Linked DNA regions of Homo sapiens: region 1 is linked to region 2. A link is a contact called in ENCODE Hi-C data. All regions are on one chromosome and are shown on one strand. The core of a region is the stretch at or near the end of the contact, and the rest is flanking DNA. Distances in the headings are between cores, read along the strand shown.

The links. Hi-C counts contacts between places; a loop is a spot of excess contacts on that map. Pooled maps may share reads with other maps.
Region 1: a pooled map shows a loop between it and region 2 (2.8-fold over the local background). The contact joins two enhancer-like sites. A Hi-C loop is called at or near these places in 2 of 50 pooled maps.

Annotation. Positions count from the first base shown.
Region 1 is chr16:50,707,629-50,710,340 of GRCh38, reverse strand. It overlaps NOD2 (nucleotide binding oligomerization domain containing 2), which reads right to left. Exons shown (of 12, transcript NM_001370466.1): 3 at 2,381-2,486. Among named protein-coding and RNA genes, the nearest start is that of NOD2, 15 kb to the right of the region's middle. RefSeq lists silencers at 111-316, 725-934. Within about 2 kb of position 1,445, at least 7 of the 41 ENCODE cell types and tissues checked have a DNase peak (open chromatin) inside an H3K27ac peak, as active enhancers do.
Region 2 is chr16:50,209,381-50,212,080 of GRCh38, reverse strand. It overlaps TENT4B (terminal nucleotidyltransferase 4B), which reads right to left. Exons shown (of 12, transcript NM_001365324.3): 2 at 635-758. Among named protein-coding and RNA genes, the nearest start is that of ADCY7, 56 kb to the left of the region's middle. RefSeq lists a silencer at 1,209-1,503 and an enhancer at 2,020-2,079. Within about 2 kb of position 1,325, at least 16 of the 41 ENCODE cell types and tissues checked have a DNase peak (open chromatin) inside an H3K27ac peak, as active enhancers do.

The DNA.
Region 1 (2,712 bases), core at 196-2,695, 500 kb before region 2:
TTGGTCACTACCTCACAGAGTTTTACACGGATCAACTAAGATGACCTATGTCAAGTGCTTAGCACAGTGTAAGTGCTCAACACAAAGTAAGTGCTCAAAAGACATCAGTGACTGCCGTTATCATTACTGACACCAGGAGGAGTTCTAGATGACGGGAAGGGGCTCTGGGCTGGGATCGGAAGACCTGTATTCTGATATCTGTCCTGCCATAGTGGCCGGGTGGCTTTGGATAAATCCCTTCACCACTCAGCCTCAGGTGACTTTTTCTAAAGGGGAACAAAGGGCTTAAGGGCTCAGGAGCCCAGTCTCTGAAGCCAGACACACCTGAGTTTGAAAACCTGGGTCCACCATACACTTGGGCAAGCCATTTAGCCTTTCTGGGCCTCAGTTCTCTCATCTGTAAAAATGGGGACAATATACACCTGGAAGGATTTTTTCAGGAGGCAGCGAGATAAAATACAGTTTAAAAGAATATCTGACATGGCAAACTCTCAAAAAATGGTGCTTATTATCATTATTATTCATGGATATAGTAGGCACAACAATAGACCCTCAAAGATGTCCATGTCCGGATTCTCAGAACCTGTGAATATGTTACCTTACGTGGCAAAAGGAACTCTGAGATGTGATAAAGTTAAACTTCGAGATGGGGAGATGATCCTGATTGATCTGGGTGGACCTAGCAAGGGAAGGCCTCGGGGTCACCGGGGTGCCCCAGCTGAGCACTCGAACAAGAGTCTGTGATCCTGCCTCCACTTCCCCATCCTCCCCATGCACCCCATGCAGGGAGAGTTTTCATGCACGGGGTGTGTTTGGAAGGCCAGTGCTCTTCCTTTCTCATCCTGAAAGTAATGCAAGCAAACCATTTCCTGTGTCAGAGTTTAGTTCCCCTTTCAGGAAATGGGGAAGTGCTGGTTTAGCGTCCCAGGCTGGTAGGAGCTTGGCATGGTCCCCCGCCATCACAGCCTCACTGCCCCCAACCAAACACTGGCCCACTATTTTCAACCCAAAAACTAGCAAGTAATTTTCATAGAGCTCTGAGCTCACTGATGACTATCTGCAGTCACACAAAGGGGACGCCCTGTGTTTATGTCACCTCTGTTCCCAGAGTTGATGATTATTGCTGAGCTTTCTGCCCTCTGAATATACCAGGATCCCTGAACTTAGACCATAAGATAGATATCTTCCTCTCCAGTACATATCAGATATATATCTTCCTCTTCCGACCTGATTTCTGATGCAGGTTTTCCAGTCATCACCAATGATACTAAAATTCTCCAGAAAAAAAAAATGTCATTTTATAGAGAAATAAACACACCAATTGTCACCTTTAGAAGTGTGGGGAATCTTGCACCCTGGCCTGGTCTTACAGTGACTAGCTGTGCTTGATGATGTCAACAGCAAACCTCAACCAAGGGCCAAACCAGGGCCTGCACTCCGTGCCGCGCACCCTGCTGTGGCGCACTGATGTTTAGATCCTGTTCTTCAATGAGACGGTGCACTCGCGAGTGCCAGGCACAGACTTCCAGCCACCCCGCCCACAGGCTTGCTTGCTGCCCAGAGGACACAGCCCAGGGTGATAGACCCATCTGCCAGCACCACACACAGCTCAGGGGGCTTCAGTGCCAATGAGCTTTCCCTACAGTGGTGTAGGAACAAGCCCTAAAGAGTGCCAGGCTTGCACTCTCTCTTTACAACTGACATTTCTTCTCCCAAGAAAAGAGAAAGTGTAGGTGGGGACAATTTACAATCAGACCCATCTTCCCCTCCCTCGTCACTTAACCTCCCTGCCCAGTTTCCACATCTATAAGGTGGAAAAAAACACCACCTACTTCTCAGGGTTGTTGCAAAGGGTAGACATTGTCCATAAAGCACCTGGCAGGATGCCTGGTATGTTCAAGTGGTGCGGTCCAAGCCCCTCCTGTTCCTGAGTTTGGGTGGTGACCCTGGGCACTGAGGGATACCAGAGTCTCTAGATCCACTTGGTTCTTGAGTTTCCCATTGTGAGCTGCTAAATTTCAGAGATCAAGAGATACCAGCCCTAACTCAAAACATGTGTCCATATCTTTTCGGTACAGATAATGAGAGTTTGGATGGTAAGTAACACCTTTAGTTAGCCCTCAATATATGGTAGCCCAATTGTCAGTATACTGTGTGGGAGATAATGAAAGCTAATAGCTAACATTACACGCTTTTGTCCTTTTAATGCTCCCAAAATCCCAATGAGACGGGGTGGTGCTAGCCTTAAAACAAGGAAATTGAGTCATAGGGAGGCTATACTGCCAGCATATGGGATGTTAACCGAGGTGTGTTCTGCTCTTAACCATGGATCTGCACTGACTGCCCTTCCCTTTCTGATTAACTGAGAACATACACCTACCTTCCAAAGGCAGGGCCAATGGGACTGGTAATTCCTGAACATGTTGTAGAAGGAAGGCAGCCAATCCATTCGCTTTCACCGTGGCAAGATCAAGCAGCCTTCTTGCCTACAGGAAAGGCAGAAGACATTATTCTTCCAGGAAGGCTGATGGAGCAATGTGGGAAGGCTTACTGATTACTGCAACTTCATAAGCATCTCTCTTCCATCCAGAATAAAAGGTCAAAAAAACAACCGAACAACCACATGAGTTTCAAGTAGTTAATACAGTGTTGGATGGTGAATTGAACGCATGCATCCAATCTGGCTCCTACTCAAAACTCACTAAAACAGTG
Region 2 (2,700 bases), core at 76-2,575:
TCAAAAACAAAAAACAAAAGACTTAGTACCAGTAACAAAAACGACAAATAAGCCAAGAAGAAATCCTGAGTAATCATTTTGTTCACTGACTGGGAGCTGTCTAAAAGGCAATTAGCTGGTCTGAGAGAGATGAAAAATGGCAATTTCAGGAAAGAAATAAGAAAAGACTTATGCGTGCATTAGCCAAAGGAAATGAACTTCAAGTGACAAAAGTTCTTACTTGACATTTTCATTTAGCTGTAAACAATTATATAATGTTTACCCTGGCAGGCTGGAACTAAGTAGTAATGAGGTTTTGATATATCATATCCAATAACAGACCACTACAACAATGAGGTTTGATTTGTCTTTCTTCTCTTTACACTAATAATTTCTAAGGATAGCTTGCCTTTAGTAGTTGCTATTAGCACTACAAAAAAAAAATAGTTGTTAGTCATCCAATCCAATGAAAATAGTTAGGAAGCCTCAATTCTAAAGACTGCAGAAAATTGTTTGCCTTTAAAATTTAATTAGACCACAACTCTACAGAGCACTTCTACTTGCATGTGAGGACTAGCATGAGATACCAGCAGATAGGCTTCTAGCCCGTGGACAAGGACTGTCCGAAGCATAAGCTACCCAGGAAGGGACTCACGTCAGCGCTGGGCCAGAGCTCCTTAATTACACTCTCGATCCTGTTCACCACCTCCATCCGCATCTTCTCCTCCTCAGGTCTTGGAGACATGTATTCATAAAAATCACTGATTTCTTCATGCAGACTGAAGAAAAAAACAGAAAAGTTAATATGAACAGGGCCAATCTAATGAGAAATCACTATCTTAAATAATCTTATCTAATTAAGTCTTATAATTCAGCTGATGACTACCTTAATTTTAATGTTATAACTCAAGATAAGCTAAAATGGGAATGTACAGAATTTAATCAAAAAACCCAAAATAATTAAATAATGAGAAATTTCCTGTGCAAAACACTTGCTGGGGTGCTGGTGATTTAAATAAAATAAAACAAGCATACGGGCTGGCCTCTGCCTTTCCACTTCTGATCTAATAGACACAAGATACTGAACCCAGGTGACACAGGCAAGTTTCCTGGCAGTAGGGACTGACCCTCTTATCTCTTGGGGATCCATTCCTCACAGTAGCAAACAGTACATCTTTCATAATGTTTGCTCAGTGAATTAAGTGTCAAATGAACAAATCAGGCAGTGAACAACAGCAAAGTCTTGAAAAGAATGGCTGGCAAAGGCTCCATGAAGGAGCTGAAGACTTCCAGAGCCTGCGAGGTACAGGGCAATCAGCCAGCTACAAGGGCTGTGGCAGGCAGAGTGGGAGAAGCATCTGTAGAGGAAAGCAGGCCCCAGCAGAGGGCAGGCTCTGAATGACTGGCTAAGAGGTTCAAGCTTTCCCCCTGTGGCAACAGATAGCTATTTAAATGTTTCTGAGAGGGACCAAAAGAGACTGACTTCAAAAATGCAGCATTTTAAGAAGATTAAACTGGCAACTATGGAAACAATGGACCAGCAAAGAGACTAGACTGGATGCAGGGAAAAGTCATGAATCACTGAGTTGCAAAAGGATTGGATGAAGGCCTAGAGGCTGGTGGAAGGAAAGGAATGGGCTCCAGAAACAAAAGACACACACATACCCACACCCTGCGGATAGGCGCAGCGCCTGACTATCATGGTGGTGGGGGGCTAAGGATGCCTTCAAGGGCTGAAGCCTGAGGGACTGGGGGAAAACTACTGGTCTGGAAGAAAGGACAAACTCACTGGGCTGAGCAATGACTTGAACATAGTCAGGACGGGGGACAGAGAGAAAAGCAGCATTCCTTTCTAAGTTGGTGAGGCTGTGAAGAGCTATGGCTGGGAAGGGAAAGTGAAGTGGTCAGCTCACCTTCCCTAGAGCACTGACCACCCACGAGGACTGAGCCACAGAGGTAAGCACAGGGACTCTACCAACTGGGATAGACCAGAAGGCTCGGAGCAACAGGTGCAAAGTGCCTTAGGGGAAGGAGGGGCAGGGGGTTTGGCCTGGGGCACAGCAGTGGTAAGGAAGGGCAGCCACAGCTTAACAGAGCCTTGAAGGAGGAGCATGTCTGCAACTGCATGGCAACTTCAGGGTCCAGAGCAGGAAGCTCGAAAAACTGGCAGGCCAAAAATTGTTTTAGGGAAGGAAAAAAAAGTGTCTACATCCCAATCCCCAAAGACTATAACTTTTGCTACAAGAAACCTTAGAAAGTGAAAATGTGACTGATTAAGCAATCCATAGTTCCTCCTTCTGATTTTTTATTTTTAGCCTAAGAGTCAAAAACCTTGAGTTCTAGACTCAGGTTCTGCCTGAGGGCAGCTGTGTTCCCTCTGACAGGTGACTGGCACTCTCAGGCTTCAGTGTGTCAGGTACAGCACACAGCTGGTAAGCAGGAGCCTTTTCAGGCCTTCAGTTTCAAAACCTGGGCCTTTCGTAGAGGATGATTTACAACAGCGTTCGGCCTGTTTGCTATGCAATATGTCATAAAACGTGGATCTTAAAACTCCAGAGAGGTCTGTAGGTGAATCCAGAAGATATCCCAGTGGGGACGTTTTCCTTGCTATGCCTCTGGGTACCTCAGGACCTTCAACTTCCGTTTCGAAGTTTTGTTTTGATTTGAGTTTCCCAGGTTTGATTATGTTCTCTAAGGTTATCTAAACCCTTCTGCTTCTTG